Linked DNA regions of Homo sapiens: all the other regions are linked to region 3. A link is a loop called in an ENCODE intact Hi-C map of the cell type or tissue named here. Cell type or tissue: Calu3. All regions are shown on one strand.

Region 1 (4,000 bases), 300 kb before region 3:
AACTTCAGAGGCCAGGAAAGCAAAAAGAAAATAATCTCAGCTGAAGCCTTTGCTTATTGAAATTTGAAAGCACCTCTTTTAAAAATTAACTTTTATGAGATAGTACAAGTGTAAGCTAGCAATGTGGTCTTTCATACATTAGTGTTAGTTTAACAACATAGCCCTCCCCTTGGTGGATAGATGAGAGAGCAGTTTGACAGGTAGGAGAGGGGACGAAAGGCTAATTTAGAGAGGTCTCGGCAAGGGTGTCAGGCCTGGGTGAGACCCAAAGCAAGGAGGCTCTGAGAAGCTAAAAGGCAACATAGAGAGGGGCCAAGGGACGGGGGGAATGAGTACAAGAAGGCAAGAGGATGGGCTGGGGGAACCAGAGTACTCTCATGCACTTTAGAAATTGACCTGAGGACAGTTCTGCCTGGTCATATCTCTATCGTCTCCAAAAGTCATGTGCTAAGCACTGTTTCAACATAGTTCTATGTCATATGCTGTGCAATACACACTAGTGTGACATGATCCTGGTCTTCCATGCACCTAAAATCCAAGGCAGTTTTACACATGAATATACTAAGAACGAGTCGTCTTACGTGGAGGGGAAAGACAAGTACCTAGACAATCTAATTTGAAGGGCACGAAACCACTTCATCTTCCGTCCCATCTCCCATAAGTCCTCCTGCTGCTGAGGGGCTTTCCGTGCCCCTCCCTCTTACTTTGTCCTTTGGCTTTGGGCACTAAAGCGCTTGTGAAGAAGCTAATGAAATCTAGGAAACTCATCCATCTGGGTGCAACCTCTCTGGGCCTCCACAGGCCTGGCACCTGTTGCATTGCCTATCTTGTTAGTTTACCTGCTCCACATCTGTGATCTCTGCTAGATCACCAGCCCCTTGAAGCAGGGAACAAGTCATACTCACCTGTGTATTCCAAGGGGACTAAAGCTTCATTTTTCACATAGTGTTATACAGTTACACTAATATCATCTACCTATATATTATATAAACATGCACTTATGTTCATCTTTTGCTGCCGTTCTTTTTTTTGAGACAGGCTCTTGCTCTGTCACCCAGGCTGAAGTGCAGTGGCACTGCAGCCTCTGCCTCCTGGGCTTAAGCAATCCTCCCACCTCAGCCTCCAGAGTAGGTGGGACTGCAAGCACACATCGCCATGCCCACCTAATTTATTTATTTATTTGTATTTTTTGTGGAGGTGAGGTTTCACCAAGTTGCCCTGGCTGGTCTCAAGCTTTTGGGCTTCAGTAATCACCACCTTGGCCTCCTAAAGTGCTGTTTTAGGCTGTGTTTGATACTGTAGTTTGATCTGGTTTATAAGATAGACCAGCTGGAGATCTATCTATCCAGATAGATAGATAGATAGACAGACAGACAGATCCAGAAAGAAAGATAAAAATTTCCCAACTTGAAAGATGCAGAGACAAAACAGCTCTTTTTTTTTTTTTTTTGAGACGGAGTCTCGCTCTGTCGCCCAGGCTGGAGCGCAGTGGTGTGATCTTGGTTCACTGCAAGCTGTGCCTCCTGGGTTCACGCCATTCTCCTGCCTGAGCCTCCCTAGTAGCTGGGACTACAGGCACCTGCCACCACGCCCGGCTAATTTTTTGTATTTTTAGTAGAGACAGGGTTTCACCATGTTAGCCAGGATGGTTTCGATCTTCTGACCTTGTGATCCGCCCGCCTCGGCCTCCCAAAGTGCTGGGATTACAGGCGTGATCCCTGTTTTGTCGCGTCCGGCCCGACAAAACAGCTCTTAATCCACCTAAGAAAAAAAGGAAATACCACATCCAGTATGTACCACACACATCATCCCTCACCCAGATCAGGAAACCTCACGATGAGTTATGCCCCCAGTAAGTCCATCCAGCCTCATTCTCTCCTTCTTTCTGTGCCTTTAGCTAGTACATTGCCTTTGGAAAGATGTCCATAATCCATTAATACTTTTGCTAGTAGAGACACAAGTCAATTGAAGTAGGTAGCTGAAACTGCTGGACAACTGGGTTTATTCTGCAGGCTTATTTCACAAAGAGCAAACCTCAGAAAACTGAGGCCATTGCTGGCCTGGCTAGTTGGATTTCCAGATATTGACCATTCCTGGACTCCTTGTTACAGGTTTTCATACACCTGCTGAGACACATGACTGCGCTTGTTGGATAATCCTGATGTCATTGAGGAAATTAAATGAGATGAGGATGTAAATTGTTTAGTGTGCAGTGGGCAGTCAGTGGTGTTATTATCTCATTTCCACATTGCAGGTATTTATGCTGCACCCCGATTTTGTTGGAAACAGTCTTATGTACTTTTTTTACACAGAGGCATTGAAAGTTAATTCAGAGTTGATTTTAGGGGAAAGGATTACTTTGAACATAAAAGACACAAATTTACAGACATATTTATTGGGAAATGAAGTCACGTATATGGGCAATTCTCGTGACTAAAAAGCAATTAATAAAATAAATTACATTTGATTGCCTGTGAAATACATAGACAAAGTAGGTATGATGGAAAATGGCATAAAACAAACAGCAGAATAGGATACATTTTGCTGCACAAGCAAAGTAGCGACAGAGCCTGTAAGCCTCACCTGGGCCATGACATTCGTGTTCTGCCATCCTGTCACTTGGGAGAAGTGGCTTCATGGTTTACCTTTTTGTGTGTGATCCACTAGCATGAACTACTGATTACTTCATGCAGATGGACAGAATATTCTAAATTTTTCTGAATCTTTGTAGATGTATTATTTATTCACTTAGATCTTTCCAAGATGTATTATTTACTAGATCTAAGTGTTTCTTAGAATTCATGTAGTAATTAAATAATGTTAGAAATGAATCTGGGGTACATTAAATATCATGAGAAGTTCATTAAGGTGAATTGAAATTGCTTGTACCATTAAGGTAACGTGCTATTTTAATATCTTTGCTGTGATTTTTGTAACTTTGTAAGAGTTATCTATTTTTAGTATTTCTACGCTATTATGAATACCATGCATAACATAGTTTTTCGGCTTTTCACTAGTCATTGACTCCCACTTCTAATCATTGGCTATCAACTTTCAAATGATCATTTATTCATAGAATGTTTTGGAATCAGGGTGGTGATTATAAAAGTTGGGTGAGCATTATTGTGTTGTATGGCAGTAAATAGAACTGTTGTCCTGGACTCTAGATACTGGTCAGCATGGGCTTCAAAGATTTCTTTTGGGCAGCTGGACCAACCCCTTCTCTGTGGTTCTTCTGCATCCATGCAACCCCCAGAGCAAATCAGATTCTTGGTGCTGGTCCTTCCTATCTGCTCATCCCACTGCAGAAAACAAAGAATGCCTATCTGTGTCTCAGGATAGGACTGATCCTAAGCTCTCATGCTGGACTCCTCCAAAGATATGCTATACTTTGGAACACAGAAAAACACTTCATAATATCCAGTGCTAAGTGCTTTATAATACAACTGAATGCAAGAGCAACACTATTTTCACTTAGATTTCTGACTTAATGATGATTCAAGAGGTCTGCAGCACCGTGAATTATTAATAGCTGGAAACAATATTCTGATTTCTTTTTCTTTTTTATTGAGACAGAGTTTCGCTCTTGTTGCCCAGGCTGGAGTGCAATGACGCGATCTTGGCTCACCGCAACCTCTGCCTCCTGGGTTCAAGTGCTTCTCCTGCCTCAGCCTCTGGAGTAGCTGGGATTACGGGCATGTGCCACCACGCCCAGCTAATTTTGTATTTTTAGTAGAGACGGGGTTTCTCCATGTTGGTCAGGCTGGTTGGGAACTCCCGACCTCAGGTGATCTGCCCACCTCGGCCTCCCAAAATGCTGAGATTATAGGCCTCAGCCACAGCGCCCAGCCTTAATATTCTGATTTCTTAACATTCTTTCATTTTCCTGAGCTTCTGAATGTAGCAATATATTAACACTCTATAAACAACAACAATATATTCTCCTGGACTCTTTGATAAGGTTGACTAATGAAAATTCACTCACGTCCAGAAGTAGTCA
Region 2 (4,000 bases), 110 kb before region 3:
TCACTTCATGCCACATTTTGGTAATTCTCACAATATTTCAGATTTTTCATTATTATTATATCTGTTACGGTGATCTGTGATCAGTGCTCTTTGATGCTACTGTTATAATCATCTTGGGGCCCGTGTAAGATGGCAAAGTTAATCTATAAATGTGTACATTCTGACTGCTCCACTGACTCCAGCAGTTCATGTCTCTGTCTCTCCCTCCCTCTCAGGTCTCCCTATTTCCTAAGACACAACAATATTAAAATTAGGCCAATTAATAACCCTACAATGGATTCTAAGTGTTCAAGTGAAAGAGTCCACTCCCTTTAAATCAAAAGCTAGAAATGATTAAGCTTAGTGAGGAAGGCTTGTCAAAAGCTGAGATAGGCTGAAACCTAGGCCTCTGGTGCCAAACAGTTAGCAAAGTTTTTAATGCAAAGGTAAAGTCCTTGAAGGAAAGTAAGTACTACTCTAGTGAACAGATAAATGATAAGAAAGCAAAACAGCCTTACTGCTGATATGGAGAAAGTTTTAGTGATTTGAACATAAGATCAAACCAGACACAACATTCTCTTAAGCCAAAGCCTAGTCCAGAGCAAGGTCCTCAGCATTGAAGCAAGGCCTTCCACTAGCAGAAAGACCATGACTTACTGACAGCTCAGATGATTGTTAGCATTTTTTTGCCATAACATATTTTAAAATTAAAGTATATGTATTTTTTTAGGCATAATGCTATTGCACACTTGATAGACTATAGTGTAAACATAACTTTTATATGCACAAGGAAACCAAAACCTTTGTGTCACTCACGTTATTAGGATATTTGCTTTATTGTGATGATCTAGAACCAAACCCATGGATATCTCTGAGAGATGCCTGTATTTGAGCTTAGATCCCTGGCTTGAAGGGATAAATGAATGAGTAAGTGAGGGAGGAGGGAGCCAGCTTTTGCATGAGGCTTGCTCCCTTCCCCTCCCCTCCCCTCCCCTCTCCCCTCGCCTCCCTGCCCCTCTTGTTTCACAGGTTCTCTGTTGCTCAGGTTGGAATGCAGTGGCAGGCTCACTGCAGCCTGGATCTCCTCGGGCTCAGGTGATCCTATCACCTCAGCTTCTCGAGTAGTTGGGACTGCAGGCATGTGCCACCATGCCCAGATAATTAAAAACATTTTTTTTTTTAGAGACACGGTTTCACCATGTTGCCCAAGCTGGTTTTAAACTCCTGGGCTCAAGTGATCCTCCCATTTCAGCCTCTCAAAGTGCTAGGATTACAGGTGTTAGCCCCCACGCCTGGCCCTGAATGTTGAGTATTGTCGGAAAGTTTAGCAGTCCTTTTACAGCAAGCACATTTGTAAGTTGTTTTTGCTTGGCATTCTTTGTCATTCATTTAACAAATGCTTATTGAGAAATTCTTTAAGTGTCAAGCACTGTTTTAGACCTTGGAATAAAGCAGTGACTGAACAAAATAGATGTGAAGAGGCTGTGTGTGGTGGTTCAGACCTCTAATCCCAGCACTTTGGGAGGCCAAAGTAGGCGGATTGCTTGAGCTCAGGAGTTCGAGGCCAGCCTGGATAACATAGTGAAACCCCTGTCTCTACTAAATAAATAAATAAATAAGCAAGCTGGGCATCGTGGCACGCACCTGTAGCCCCAGGTACTTGGGAGGCTGAGATGGGAGGATCACTTGAGCCAGGGAGGCGGAGGCTGCAGTGAGCCAAGATCATGCCACTGCACTCCAGCTTGGGTGACAGAGTGAAACCCTGTCCTTAAAAAAAAAAATGTGAAGGATTCCTGCACTTGTGAAACTTATATCCTAACTGGGGAGATAGTTGTTAAAAAGAGTAAGTAAAAGATGTATTATTGCATTTGGTGGTGATTGAGAATTCTCAAGAAAAATAAGACAGGGAAGGATGATAGGGAATTGGGAGTGTATGAAATTTAGATGGGATCATTTGGGGGAAATCATTGAGAAGTTGACGTTTGAGCAAAGATTTCATGGAGGTGAGGAAGTGAGCCCTTTGGATATGGGATGTTGGAGGGAGGTATTTCTAAGCTAGTAGACAGTTCCGGAGGCAGGTGTATGCTTTGCTTACCTAAGGAACAGCAAGATCAGAATGACTGTTTCAGAATGAGTAAGGGGCCAGGAGTGTGAGGATAAGTTGGAAGGTAATGGGAGGGCTGCAACTGTATAGTCTTACAGGTCATCATTGTAAGGATTTTAGGTTTTATTAAGCACATGGGAACCCCCTAGAGGCATTTTAGAGGAATGACATCTTGTGACTTCCTCTTATAGGTATTCTGACTTTTGTGTTGAGAATAGACTTTAGGGGCTAAGAGCAGAAGCCAGGAGGTCGCTTAGGAGATTCTAAGCAATAGTGCAGGTGAGATGAGCTGGTGGCTTGGACCAGGGTTCTTGTGGATGTGTTGAAGTCATTAGATGCTGGATGCATTTTGTTGGTGGAACTAACAGGATTTGCTAAACATTTACATGTGGGTTTGAAAGAAGATGATTCTTTTTTACTTTTTAATTTTAAATTCATTTTAATTATTATTTTTGAGACAGAATCTCACACTGTCACCCAGGGTAGAGTGCAGTGGTCCAATCACAGATCGCTGCAACCTCCACCTCCTGGGCTCAAGTGATCCTCCCACCTCAGCCTTCTGAGTAGCTGGGACTACAAGTGTGCACCACCATGCCCAGCTAATTTTTTATTTTTTGAAGAGATGGTGTCTCACTATGTTGCCCAAGCTGTTCTGAAACATCTGGGCTCAAGTGGTCCTCCTGCCTTGGCCTTCCAAAGTGCTGGGATTACAGGCATGAGCCCCTGCACCTGGATGAGATTATTCTTATCAAAGAGGGATCCAGGATTTTTTCCTGGGCAAGTGGAGGGAAGGAGTTGTATTTACTAAGGTGGGGAAGACTGTGGGAGCAGCAGGGGAAGGGCAGAATGTTGAGAGCTCTGTTGTAGACAAGTTAAGTTTGCGATGCATATGAAACACCGAGGAGATGGTGATGAGGCATTTGGGTCTGTAAGTATAGAGTTGGGAATTGTAGGCTATAGGTGGTGATATAGTCTGAATGTTAATGTCCCTGCCAAATTCATATGTTGGAACCTAACCCCCAAGGTGGTGGTATTAGGAGGTGAGGACTTTAGGAGGTGATTTGGCCATGAGGGCTCTGCCTTCTCGAATGGGATTAGTGCCCTTATAAAAGAGGCTTGAGGGAGCCACTTTGCTCTTCTGCCATTTGAGGATGCAGCAGCAAGGCACCATCTGTGAAGCAAAGAACAGCCTTCACCGGATACTGAATCTGCTGGCTCCTTGATCTGGGACTTCCCAGGTTCCTGAACTGTGAGCAATAAATTTTTGTTGCTTATAAATTACCCAGTCTAAGGTATTTTGTGATAGCAGCCTGAGTGAGCTAAGAAAGGTATACTTCTCCTGGCCTGGATGAGTGTACAAGGAATGAGTAGAGATGGAAGAGGTCCAAGGGCTGAGCTGGGGGCCACTGCAGCACTTGGAGGTTTGGGGACTTGGAGGCTCTGGTGAAAGACTCTGAGTAGGAGCTGTTGGTGGGAAGGATAGGAGGAAAATCAGGAGGTGGGGCAACTTGGAGGCTGAGCTTGGAGACAAGGACTGGTCACCTTGGGCAGTGTGTCACTGGCTGAGAGTAAGTATGGGGGTGGGCACTGGGGACCTGAGGAGCCAGAGAGGGGATAGGACCACTGTCTCGGAGAGCGAAGGGTGAGCGGACTAGGGGGTAGTTGGACTGCCAGGTGGCAGCACGGGTCCTCCCGCAGTTCGTGGTGCTGAATCAGAGTGTGGGCAGCCAGCCTGGATGTGCGTTCTGTCACATTCTTGTTGAGCTGCTAGAGGACAGGCGTGAAGCCAAGTGGAACTGAGAGTAAAGCCGTGTTGGAGTTTTGCAGGAAGGTGCCAGATGATGAGGGCAGCCAGCGAAGTCGAAGGTGCATGGAATGAACTGTGAAATGGAAACATTGGCTTTTACTTTTCGATAA
Region 3 (4,000 bases):
TCTCTATTATAAGGAGCTCATTTCTCAATTAGTTCTTTGAAAACTGAAAAGCATGTAGATATAGAACAATATCCTGCATTAGTGCTTCTTAACCAGGAGTGTGTCAGGAGAAAAATCCCCAGGAGTTTCTTGTATTTCTGCATGTTTATGAGCAGGGGCACTGCACTTTTGTTCTAATTATCTTTTTATTTTATTTTATTTATTTATTTATTTATTTTTGAGATGGAGTCTCGCTCTGTTACCAGACTGGAGTGTAGTGCCACAGTCTCTGCTTACTGCAGCCTCTGCCTCCCAGGTTCAAGCGATTCTCCTGCCTCAGCCAGTAACTGGGACTACAGGTGCACGCCACCAAGCCTGGCTAATTTTTGTATTTTTAGTAGAGATGGGGTTTCACCATGTTGGCCAGGATGGTCTCAATCTCTTGACCTTGTGATCCACCCACCTCAGCCTCCCAAAGTGCTGGAATTACAGGCGTGAGCCACCGCGCCCAGCCCTTTTTTTTTTTTTTTGAGATGGAGTCTCACCCTGTCACCCAGGCTGTAGTGCAATGGCATGATCTTGGCTCACTGCAACCTCCGCCTCCTGGGTTCAAGTGATTTTCTTGCCTCAGCCTCCTGAGTAGCTGGGATTACAGGCACGCACCACCATGCCTGGCTAATTTTTGTATTTTCAGTAGAGACAGAGTTTAACCATGTTGGCCAGGCTGGTCTCCAACTCCTGACCTCAGGTGATATACCCACCTCGGCCTCCCAAAGTACTGGGACTACAGGCATGAGCCACTGCGCCCAGCCTTGTTCTAGTTATCTTTTCAACTATTTTTTTCAAGAAGATTATAAAGGAAATCATCTTGGCAGACAAAAATAAGAGTCCCCCTCCAGGGAAGACAGATTTTCTTACTGTGTATGATAATAAAGATAATTTTGGCCAGGCACAGTGGCTCATGCCTGTAATCCCAGCACTTTGGAAGTCTGAGGCAGGCAGGTCACTTGAGCCCAGGAGTTCAAGATCAGCCTGGGCAACATAATGAGACTCCATCTCTACAAAAAAAAAAAAAAAAAAAAAAAAAAAAAAAATTAGCCAGACATGGTGGCATGCATGTGTGGTCCCAGCTACTTTGGAGGCTGAGATAGGATGGTTGCTTGAGCCTAGGTCAGGGCTACAGTGAGTCATGATGGCACCACAGCAAGACCCTGTCTCCAAAAAATAAAAAAAAGACAATGTCTTACTATGGTGTAAAAGTTGGGCAGGTTTACCTGCAGTCCTTTCAGCCTTTCAAAAGATTTGGGTTTCTGAAACTTGGGGCTCCTCTGCTGTGATGAACCCAATGTGTGCTCTGTATTCACCTGGGCCACTCTGCATCACCCTGTGGTGCCAGAGAACAAAGGGAACCAACCTGAACATGAAGTTTATGCTGCTTGCTGTGCTTTGTTTCTGACTCAGGAGTCTTGTGTCTTCTGACGGTGTACATGGAACTGCGGCAGACTAACTCCTGTCAAGGTGCTCATCTAAATCACCTGTGGGGTTTCAAAAATCCATACCTGCCTGGGTCCTACCCCAGTGATTCAGATTCAGTATGTCTGGAGTGGAGCCCAGGTACCTGGGTTTCTTTAAGTTCTCTGAATTGTCCTGAGCACATGACCAACTGAGACCACTGTTCTCACAACAGTCAGACCCCCAAGCCGACCAAACTGGCCAAGCTTCTGGCAAGGATCAGTGCACAGTTGGAAGTACTCAGCCGGGTTCTGGAGACACTGTAAGAAGACCGCTGCAGGGGTGCCTCATGGGAAGAGATGGACCTCCTCTGGTGGTCGCAACAGGCTTTGTCTGATAATCACAGCATCCCCCTCTCAGGGCATCCGGCTGGGTGCATGGGGCATGTGCACCGACAACTTGAACAACCTTCCCCAGAGGGCAGTGACTGCAGAACCAGGACCTGCCCTGAGCATTTTAGCCAGGCTGTGAGAGGGTGCCCTCTCCTGGACATGCTGCTGCTGCTCACATAGTTCCTTCACTTAAAACCAAGTCTCTGAAATGATAAGAAAACTTCAATAATTATTCTAAAAACATACATTTGTGTTACACACACGTGTTTCTCTGTCTCTCTCATACACACACACACCCCTCTAGAGCTATATGGCTTGTTATAGGCTTTGAAAATCTTTTATATTCACCAAGCTGTCCCCGATGGCACAGCTAGAAGGAGCTGGAGAAAAAGACAAGTCAGTCTGAAGCTTTCTTGTAGGCTGAGAGTTACATTTCCCACAGATTGGCTTCTCCAGGAAGGGGATGTGGAGTGTTGGACTTTCCTGTGCCAAAGTTGAGACTGGGGCCCTGGGGTTTGCTGAACACTAATAGAATTTAGCAGACTCTTGTTCTCCCTGAAGAAAAGAGCTTTTGAAAGCAGGCATTGTCCACAGAAAAGAGATGAAGTGTTTAGGCTAAGAGGAGGAGGGTCAGGCAGCTGTTAGAAGAGGCTTGTGGTTACGTTGGTTGCTATGTGGGAAATTTTTGTAAAAATTTAAAAAGGGAAAAAAGACCATGGCAAGAGCATCCTGAGTCTCAGGGGTTGTGTATTGGAATCTGAGAAGTGGAGAGGATATTTACCATCACAGGGGGGCTGTCAGATCACGGATGTTAAGCATTTGGCGCATTGGGAACACTCCCTACTGGTAGCTGTAAATATCATCATTAGCTGCATGCTCAGCTGTTTTATTTTTTCCCCCATCCCAGGGCAGAGGGTGGGGGGATGTAGGCAGTGGTGTCAGGGTCTAGCTGGGAGGAGTGAGGGGACAGGAGGTTGAAGATGAGGAAATGCCTGGTCTGCTATCTTGGTAGCCCTAGCTTCAGGCCCTGTCCCACAGGTAGATGGATAAATGTCCCAGGTGGAGCCCATAGCAAACACCCCTCTGCACCTTCCCACCAGAGTTCTTTTCAGGGCTATCCAAGAGACAGCCAGAATCCATTCCCTGCCTAAAGCACAGAGAATCTGACTTGAGCCACTGTCTTGTGGCTCGATTTCCCTGCAGTTACTACCGAGTGTGAGCCCCATCCATAAGGAATATTTAGAAAACCATCTTCAGAGGCAGTTTCCCACCCCACAATGGCAGCTGAAGAGGACAATGCTATCAGAGCCTATGCTGGTTATGGGTTCTCTGCAGCTCCCCACAAACCACCCCAATACCACATGCATCTCAGCCAGGCTGACCCAAGTTCCTTTTTCCTTTAAGTCAGGGGTCCCCAGCCCCTGGGCTATGGACCAGTACTTGTCCATGGCCTGTTAGGAACTGGGCCACACAGCAGGAGGTGAGTGGCAGGTGAGCAAGCGAAGCTTCATCTGTATATACAGCTGCTCCCCATCACTTAAATTACCACCTGAGCTCCACCTCCTGTCAGATCAGCAGTGGCATTAGATTCTCATAGGAGCATGAACCCTATTGTGAACTGTGCATGCCAGTGATCTAGTTTCCCCACTCCTTATGAGAATCTAACACCTGATGATCTGTCACTGTCTCCCATGACCCCCAGATGGGACCATCTAGTTGCAGGAAAACAAGCTCAGGGCTCCCACTAATTCTACATCATGGTGAGTTGTAGAATTATTCCGTTATATATTACAATGTAATAATAATAGAAATCAAGTGCACACTAAATGTAATGCACTTGAATCATCCTGAAACCATTCCCCAGCCTGGTCCATGGAAAAATTGTCTTCCACGAAACTGGTCCCTGGTGCCAAAAACGTTGGGGACCACTGCTTTAAGCGACTGCAGGCTCCATTTGCACATTTGGGTTTGCCCTTTTGCAAACTTCTCAGTCCTTTCGCGCCTTTCCTTTGAACATCCACTGGGCATCTGCTTCTCACCCTGCAGCTGTAATTTTCAGATTTACAGAACTTAGCTCCCCAGCAAAACCCCAGCCAACCACCATCGCCTCATCCCCAGCTGCAGTGATTGGCTCCAAGGGTGAATACGTCACCCAAACCTGGCCAATCAGAGTCCTT

The links. Peaks named below come from ENCODE experiments on the same cell type or tissue, not always from the same donor. Only the 100,000 strongest peaks of a DNase experiment are listed, where the experiment ranks them.
Region 1: it touches region 3 in a loop (17-fold over the local background); 17 of 110 quality-filtered maps call a loop at or near these places.
Region 2: a loop joins it to region 3, with 2.0 times the contacts of the local background. A loop is called at or near these places in 14 of 110 quality-filtered maps.

What each region holds. Positions count from the first base shown.
Region 1 is chr13:52,197,465-52,201,464 of GRCh38, reverse strand. No RefSeq gene overlaps it. Among named protein-coding and RNA genes, the nearest start is that of NEK3, 40 kb to the right of the region's middle. In Calu3, no CTCF peak of the experiment used is centred here; no DNase peak of the experiment used is centred here.
Region 2 is chr13:51,999,557-52,003,556 of GRCh38, reverse strand. All of the region lies in intron 1 of ATP7B (ATPase copper transporting beta), which reads left to right. Among named protein-coding and RNA genes, the nearest start is that of ATP7B, 9.9 kb to the left of the region's middle. In Calu3, a CTCF peak has its summit at 2,203; no DNase peak of the experiment used is centred here.
Region 3 is chr13:51,894,436-51,898,435 of GRCh38, reverse strand. It overlaps a transcript of TMEM272 not described here. Among named protein-coding and RNA genes, the nearest start is that of CCDC70, 34 kb to the right of the region's middle. In Calu3, no CTCF peak of the experiment used is centred here; a DNase peak (open chromatin) is centred at 1,955.